Linked DNA regions of Mus musculus: region 1 is linked to region 2. The links are chromatin loops, found by intact Hi-C in ENCODE. Cell type or tissue: left cerebral cortex. All regions are shown on one strand. Links, peaks and the distances in the headings refer to the core of each region. The heading gives the core; the rest is flanking DNA.

What was found. A loop is a pair of places that touch in the nucleus more often than their neighbours do. Peaks named below come from ENCODE experiments on the same cell type or tissue, not always from the same donor. Only the 100,000 strongest peaks of a DNase experiment are listed, where the experiment ranks them.
Region 1: a loop joins it to region 2, with 4 times the contacts of the local background. A loop is called at or near these places in 1 of 42 quality-filtered maps.

The regions. Positions count from the first base shown.
Region 1 is chrX:36,628,504-36,632,894 of GRCm38, reverse strand. All of the region lies in intron 2 of Akap17b (A kinase (PRKA) anchor protein 17B), which reads left to right. Among named protein-coding and RNA genes, the nearest start is that of Akap17b, 15 kb to the left of the region's middle. In left cerebral cortex, for the core only: a CTCF peak has its summit at 1,934 (motif pointing left); a DNase peak (open chromatin) is centred at 1,891.
Region 2 is chrX:37,082,827-37,087,217 of GRCm38, reverse strand. It overlaps Rpl39 (ribosomal protein L39), which reads left to right and starts at 1,996. Exons shown (of 3, transcript NM_026055.2): 1 at 1,996-2,093; 2 at 3,130-3,233. The coding sequence starts at 2,091. It overlaps Snora69 (small nucleolar RNA, H/ACA box 69), which reads left to right and starts at 4,185; the gene lies at 4,185-4,306. In left cerebral cortex, for the core only: a CTCF peak has its summit at 2,223; DNase peaks (open chromatin) are centred at 1,740, 1,945 and 2,517; H3K4me3 peaks cover 2,666 bases; H3K27ac peaks cover 1,305 bases.

The DNA.
Region 1 (4,391 bases), core at 168-4,167, 450 kb after region 2:
AGTTGGGAGGAGAGTTCTTCTCTCCCGGGTGTCCTTGGTGAAATTTACAAGGCAGGAGTGGGGAGTGAGTTCTTTCTGAATTTTTATCTCCGTGTCATCGGCACAGGAAGGCAGGCATCTCTGGTTGTACAGTATAGAAACAAAAAGGCTTTTTGCTGGCTATAGAGAACAAAGAGCTTCTTTCTGGCTGTATTTTTAGAGATCAGGGAAAACAAGCTTGGGGAACATCCAGGCGCTTTACCTTCTAGGGAGAAACGCTCTAAGTCGGGGTCTCACAGTATGAAGCGGAGCATGTCTAAGCCTATCAGTCAAGGTGTGTGTTAACAGAGCTGAAGTGAGGTTATCTAAGCCCTTTGAAGCCCAGAAGATGGAGTTCCAGATGTCAGCCATCGAGCTACTCTGTGGCTTTGAGTCTTGCTTAAGTATGATTACTCTTATGCACTGGTTCTTCCTTTATGGACTAAGTTCTTAACTTGTCTTCAATTTTACGAGAGCCCACAGAAAAGAGCCTTGAACTTTTAAAGCATCTGGGTTTTGTTTTTTTTTTTAACTCTAGAGGACTTTTAACGTTGTACTGTTTTATCTTAAGGTATTAACATGAGATCTTGGAGACAAACATGAGGATGTGGTTTTTGAGTAAATTGGTCTATGAGCATGACAGTGATTGATGAAAAGGATGAGACCAGTGGCAATTCATTCTACTGCCACTGCCAAATGAAGCAAGGTTTCTTGTGTCTGTTCAGCACATGATTTCTTTTTAAATTTAATTTGTGTATTTTAAAAGGTAAATCATCAAATCCACCTTCATTCTCCATGCATTTCCCCTCTCATTTCTTCCCCCAAATCGCCCACCAATATTTCTTTCCAACTTCATGTGTTTTTTTTTTTTTTTTATAAACTAACCTCGTCTCCTCAGTGCTGCCGGTATGTGCATGGGTATGGGACCACCTTTTGAATAGGCTCTCAGGGGTCACATCTCTTCAGGAAAGTGACTCGACATCTCCTAGAAGCTATCAACTTCTCTTGGCTCCTCAGCTAAAGGAGGTAATGATGGCTTTACTGACCACCTTCCCATTCCACGCTGGGCATTTGTCTGGCTTGTGCAGCTTTCCTGTGTGGTATCACAACAGCTGTGAGTTCATGTGTGCAATAGAGCTGTCGTGTACAGAAAATACGGTTTCACTGCAGACATTCGCTACAGCTAGCTCTTACAATTTCCATTCATCTTCCACGACGATTTCTGAGCCTTGGGAGGAGGGGGTATGATATAGTTGTACCATCTAGAGCAGAACACACTAGTTTCTTCCTTGCATATTAACTCTTCGTAGGTCGCTGCATTAATCACTATCTATTGCAAAAAGAAGCTTTTTTGGTGCAGGTTGAGAGGCACACTAATCTATTGGATATAAAGATAAGAATTTAGGAGGCAGTTTATTACTATGTTGATTTAGGAAGCATTAGTAAGTTCTCCCAAGTACTGTGATCTACCCAGCTACAGTTTCTTGGCTCAGTTAACAGTAACAAGCATGGATTTCAGCTTACTGAGCCAACCTTAAATGCAATTGGCAAGTGGTCAGTTAATCCTAGAATGTTCAGAAGCACGTCCTGCTTAAACACAAAATTGGAAGGCAAATTTGGCTTTTACAGTCAATTTTATGTCATAGCCTAATAACTTGATTTCAGAAATTCCACTTGTACCTGTATTTTGGTTAATATATAACAAGCTCTATCTCTTCAGTACAGCCTGGTCTACAGAGCAAGTTTCAGGGAAGCTAGAACTACATTAAAAAAATTGTCTCAAAAAAGGGGGTGCTGGGGCTGGAGAGATGGCTCAGAGGTTAAGAGCACTGGCTGCTCTTCCAGAGGTCCTGAGTTCAATTTCCATTAACCACATGGTGGCTCACAAGTATCTGTAATGAGATCTGGTGCCCTCTTCTGGCATATAAGTGTACATGCAGGCAGAACACTTTATATATAATAAATCTTTTTTTTTAAAGCCTCATATAAAATAGAGATTATTTTTAAAAAGCAAGGACCATGTGAAGAGAAAGCTAAAAACGTTTATAGACCTATTTTTAAGAATGAAGTAGGATTCTCTAACAGATTTAATTAAATAAGGATTATCGCATCGACCTTGGAACCGGGAAAGTATTCTGATTTTGAAGAAAGTACTTGCTAGTGTATTAATATATAATTGTTTAAAAGAAATACATATTCTTAAACAGGTTGTGAATTTGCAGAGAGCTGAGTGATTGCCAAAGGCAGGAGGATTACAAAAAGGCACAAGAAAATTTGTGAAAATAATGGTTATTTCCACTATCATGATCATGGTGATGGTTTTTCTTCAAGTGTGTATACGTGTGTCAAGACTTATTAAAAACATTTGTTCAAGCCAGGTGGTGGTGGCACACAACTTTAATCCCAGCACTTTGGGAGGCAGAGGCAGGCGGATTTCTGAGTTTGAGGCCAGCCTGGTCTACAGAGTGAGTTCCAGGACAGCCAGGGCTATACAGAGAAACCCTGTCTCAAAAAAACAAAAAACAAAAAACCAAAAAACCAACCAACCAACCAAACAAAAAAACCAAAACATTTGTTCAGTTTATGTTATAAAATGGATAATATTATACATCAATCATGTCTCTATCAAGCAGTCTTTATGTCTTCCTGGTACTGGGGATAGAACCCAGGGCCACTGGCATGCTAGACAAAGCTTTCTACCACTGTGCCACACTCCCAACTCAAATCAATAAAGCAGTGTTCTAAAAATCACCTGCACAACCTGTGATATAGCTAGTCGCACAGTTGCCATGTGACCCTTTGTTTCTAAGAATTTCATTCCAATCTCCCAGGCTTCAGTCATGACTCATATAACCTTCAATTCTGGAATCCGATGCTAGTGATGGCACATAGAGGGCTGCATTGGGGGTTATGTAGGGGACTGTTGTATTAATTTTCCTAGAAAAGTTTGTATCTGCAGTTGGCGATTGCTTCTAGGTATCTGCTCTGTGAGAGGCTGCTTGTCTAACATGTAAGAGGTTCTGGATTCCATTTCTAGCGCAACTGAATGAATGAACAAATAATAAGTGGATAAAATATGCAAGGCAAAAAAGGGGAAATTATTCTCTACTTCCAACCCACTTTCTAGAGGAAGTATTGCTAACAATGCGATGTATATATTTCCAAACTTTATGTATGTGTGTTTGTAGACATACATACGTGTTTACATTATTCTACAAGTTTATTATATCTCATTTTGAAAATATTAATTTTTCTGCAGCGTCTTTCCTCCAAAAACTATCATGGTTATTCCATCTTATCAGTAAATACACCTCCCTCTCTCCCCTTCCTCCTTCCTTCCATCTTCCCCTGTTCTCTTTCTTCCCCCTCCTTGTTTATTTTTCCTTATTTTTATTTAAAAATCCTTTCATGCAATATATTTTGATTATGTTTCCTCACCCCAACCCTCTCTCTCCTTCTCTCTGTCTGTCTCTTTCTGTCTCTTGTCTCTGTGTGTGTGTGTGTGTTTGTGTGTGTGTGTGCTTGTCTGTCTGTCTGTCTGTCCGTCTCTCTGCCTCCCTGCTTCTCTTTGTGTGTGTGTGTCTGTCTCTTTCTCTGCTCCCCTTAATCATGTCTGAGGCCCCCTTCAACAACAGGTGCCACAATGGAGTTGATTGTTTGCAGCTATGCGCCAGCTGTTACATTAATTTCCCATGGCATGACTGTAGCACTGAAAGTATGATATATGCAAAAATCCAATTAGTTGGTGTGTACTAGGCCCTTGACAGATTTTTAAATAAGAATTGAAAATTAGCTTTCTATTCCCAGAAAGTAATTGAAAATGAAATATCCACATGCATTTAATTTTAAGATCTAGAATCTATGACTAGAGAAGGGGCAAGAACAACTGTTTTTGTTATTGCAGTCTTAGGAAAATTGGAATTTGAGAATTGCAGTTGTGATGATTTGAAAGGGGGCATTTAAAAAGTTAAAAATTTTAATTGGCACATAATTTTAAAACTAAAAGTACAACTATATGTATTCAAAGGACATAATTTGACATTGCAATATATGCATGCAATGTGTAATGATCAAATTAGAGTATGATATGGCCATCTCCTCAGACATGCACCATTTCTTTGGGTGGAGAATATTTAAAACCTGACCTACTGGGTGTTTTGAAATATACAATTAATTTTTTCTTCTCTATAGTTGCCCTACTGTTCTATAGAACAGTAATGATTATCTTGTCTAGTCAACAGTACTGTATGTACACTAACCACCTTCTCTCCAGTCCCTCTTCCTCTATTCTTCTCAGCCTGTGCTAACTACCATTCTACTTTCCATTTCTATGAAAGTAAGTATTTAGCTTCGTTGTATTCCAAGCTTATTTC
Region 2 (4,391 bases), core at 248-4,247:
TCCCAAATGCTGGGATTAAAGGCATGCGCCACCACTGCCCAGCTAGAAGCACATTAAAAAAAATAAAGGCTTAGAATCTAAACTGGGAATGGTGGTGTAGGGCCATCATCATAGTAATCAGGATGGCCATGGGTCTGATCCTTTACTGAGCACTGATCCTACGGCGGCACTGGGCACCACTCATACAGCACTGGCCACCACAGGAGCTCTCAGGTTGCTTGTAGCCATGAGGAACTAGCTGCTCTGCTGGGAGAAGTGAAGCTATGGAAATCAGGAGAAAGTCCAGAGCTGAGTGCAGTGTGTGTTAGGTATCTGTGAGGAAGGGAAGAAGAGGCAGGCTGCTTGGGGACTCACGTGGTCCTCAGCCTTTCACATCACAATCTCATCCCCTCCCCCGGAACGACATACACAAGGTAGTTCTGAGAATAAGTTGGCACTGATAAAAGGAATCTTTAACTTTTTATGATATCCACAGGTATTATCTTTAGTTTTCAGCTTCTTGTTGTTCTATGATGTGCTCTTTCTATAGTTTACCTTTTAGAAGTAAGGTCTCAATATATAACCTAGGCTAGCTCACAATTTATGATCTTCTGGCGTCTGCCTCATAGGGACCTCATAGGGGTACACAACTATACCTGACTTTCTGTTTTATTTACACAGCAGTTGAGCAGATGTCAAAGAGAAGTAGTTCTTACCTTCCACCTTTTTGAGACAGGGTTTGCCTTGTTTCTGTTGCTGTGTTAAATACTCCAGGCTAGCTGGCCCTCAATCTTCCAGGACTTTCTCTCCTGTCTCCACCTTCTATTGTGCGGTAGGAATCTTAGGGTTGCAGATACATAGGAGTACTTATTTATTTATTTATTTATTTAGCGACAGGGTCTATATGTAGTAATCCTGACTGGCTGGAAGCTCAGTATATAGACTAGGCTGGCCTTGAGCTCAGAGATATTGATCCTTCTGCTTCAAGTGCTAAGATTAAAAGTGTAGGCCACCACGCCCTGTATCTTCACTTTTTGGGACTTGAACTATAAGTTGGCAGGATTGCGTAACTGGTGCTTTTATCTACTAACGATTCCCCTGGCCCTGGTATATGGGATTTTTACCCCACCGGAGACAGAGTTTCTCTGTGTATCTTTGGCTGTCCTGGAACTCGTGTGAGTAAACCAGGATGGTCTCAAACTCAGAGGTCTGTCTGCCTCCCAAGTGCTGGGATTAAAGGCGTGCACCACCACTTTCCGGCGCCTTTTTTTTTTCTTAAGATTTACATATTTATTTTATTTATATGAGCACACTGTAGTTATTCACTACAGATGGTTGTGAACCACCATGTGGTTGCTGGGAACTGAACTCAGGACCTCGGGAAGAGCAGATGGTGCTCGTAACCGCTGAGCCATCTCTCTAGCTCCGCCTCCCTTTTAATCAAGTATTTTTAGGTACTATTGATAATGGGTCCGTGTGTGTTTACATGGGGACGTGTACCTGTAAATCATAAGTGTAGGTGCCCCTGGAAGTCAGAGACATGTTACCCCCTAGAGCTGGAGGGTTGTAAGCTGCCTGATATGGGTGCTGTGAATGGAACTTGGATTCTCTATAATAGTGAAGTTAGTCATTAAAAGATGTCTGCAGCCCCATCTTCCTCCCTTCCAGGGTGCATCGCCAACCCTAAGCCCCGCCCCTCTCGCAGAAGCGGGGGGAGTTGCAGCTCTGGAAGTGATGTAGGCCTTTTCCCGCCCTCCTCAGAGTTGGTCCCGCCTACTCCGTTTCCAGGTGTTTGCTAAGGGTTTACTTGGTTACTTCTCAAAGGCCACCTACCATGGCCACCAAGGCTGTGGCCCTCAGCACAATGATGATCACCTGCAGGAACAGGCATGGACGCGGAGGCCTCGGAATTACGTTCTCTATAAACCGGTTTGGGTTCCCACGGCCCCATGGGAGCGCAGGGGTGGAGCTAGGGAGGACGCTGCGAGTCATCCATCCCCCCCTAAGCTCCGCCTCTAGCGACTTCTTCTAATCGCGTTCTTCCGGTCCCGGCCTTTCTCTTCTCCATTCCTCCGCCATCGTGCGCGCTATTCTTGATTCGGCTTCTCGCCATGGTAAGACTATCGGCCGCCATCCGTCCCTCAGCGGCTTTCCTGAGGCCACAGACCGCTGTGCCTTTGTGGCAGACATGCGCAGCATTGAGGGCTGGGTGTATTTTTCAGGGTTTTAGTGTTCGTTTTTGGAGCTGGGACACCTATCGGCCTGTGGGCGCGGCATGAAATTATCAAGTCCATTTACCCTTGCAGGATGAGAACGCTCTTCCTGCAGCCTGGCAAGGGGTGCAAAGTATTCTTGTTTCATATAGCCTGGGGCTGACGGTGATCTTCATGATGGGGGGGGGGCAGAACGAGAGGCTTGGGACCACTCTTAGATTGTCCCTGATCGAAGAGCATGAATCGCCATTTGCACAGCGAGATGTCCACAGTAAGGGTTAACAGAACTTTGAGATCCCTTCAGAAGTTAGCGCGTCACTCCTTGGAGGCGTCTGCTAACAGCGCATCAGTCATTGCCTACTGGCAAGATTATGCTTATGGGCGTCTAGGTACAAAGTGGGTTTAGTATCTGAATTTGTTAAATAAAACCTCCAACTGGTCTAGGGGGACGAGTGCGCTTGGCCTTCGTTGCATTTTTTTATGTAATGGTGTTTGCCTACGGAGTGTCTAGGGCTCCGTAATCTTAGGTTAGCCAGCAATGTCACTTGGAGGTAGATAAGACTTACAGAGTACAGTACCTAGTGTCATTGACTTAAAACTGGCCAGGGTTTGCCTAACCTCAAGCCATCCTTGTTCCAGTAAGTCCGTTTCCTCTCCTACTCCAGCTATTCCGTGTTTCATCGCTGGAGCCCAGCAGACAGCCAGTTTATAGGTCAGACAGGACCTGGGCTTAGAAACTTGGTGCTGATTATGAGCCATGTTTAAGCCATTAACTCTTCCTCCAGAGAAGTGATGAGGATAAAGGACTTGGTGGTTCGAGGTCGGGGAGCTTTTCCTGGGTGTATGTTCTGCAGGCCTGATGTTAGTTTGTTGGAATTTGTGACTGAATCAAGAGACTAGGCTGTGGTGTCACTAAGCTGGTTGCATCTCCTCGTAGTCTTCTCACAAGACTTTCCGAATCAAGCGATTCCTGGCCAAGAAACAAAAGCAAAATCGCCCTATTCCTCAGTGGATCCGGATGAAAACTGGTAACAAAATCAGGTAAGCCTTCTCTTGTCCGGCTTGGAAATCGTTATGTTTTAAGTAACTTTGGGCATGGAGATACACAGTTGCAAAGTACGGTCCACCCCAGTCAATTAGTGTGCTGGGGACTCCCTTTTGAAATGTTTTTCCTTTTGTTTGGGTTGGGAGCACGGGGTTGAGAACTGGGAGGAAACACTTCTCCATTCATCAAATGGGTCTTGGGGCTCTAGCTCAGGTCATGAGGCTCCTTGGTAGTGACTAGCTTACTTAGCCCCCGAAATCCCTCCACAAACCTTTTATAAATGCTTCCTAATTTCCCTAGGAAGGCTTCAAGGGATTTGACTATTCTGGCAGGAGTGTTCTTTCCTGCAACCAGAGTTGAGCTCAGGACCAGCTGGGTCTTTGAGAGAGGTGGAAGGGATCGAACCCAGGGTCTCCCCCAGGCAAGGGAAGCGCCTTTCTGAGTTCTTTCTGTGGTGTGGGGGATGCAGGCCCACATGTGGTCAGAGGACAGTTGGTGGGAATTGGTTTTTCCCAACATGCTGGGATTAAAGATAAGCATTGCCCAGTTTTGGGATTAGTAAAAATCTGGGTGTGGCTCTGCTGGGGCAAAAAGTGAGCCTCCTTGTTCTTAATTTAGCCACTTAAGCTTGATATCAACAACCCACTCTAGCCTTACATTCGAGTTAATTACTATCTTCTGTCTTCTGGTATGGTACATGTATTTAGAGACTTTACTTGCAGTCAGGACTAGACTTTCAAACTTTGGTTCCCCCCCACCCCCATAGAGTGCTAAGGAAAGCTTTGAAGCACTAGGCAGCGGACCTTAGATGCTTTACCGGGTAGTCTTTTGCTTTTTGAAACAGTCTTGTTTAGCCCAGGCTGGCTAATCTGCTCCAACCTTCCAAGTAAGTGCTGAGGTTACAGGTGTGTGCCACCTTTATAGGTAACTTTGAAAGAAAAGCAGGTAGCAATTACAGTGCTTCATTTTGTGGGAGTACTGCCATTATCCTGCTGAAAGAAAAGCCATGTTGGTTGTTTCTGATTTTTGCTTTTGGGGTAAAAATCGTGACACCTTGACATGAACAGTTCAGAGACTGGTTAGCTTAGCTCTGCTACTTACTGTAAGTCCTTTTATGCTCTAGCAAGCGCTTTAAATAAATTCTCTTGTTCCTC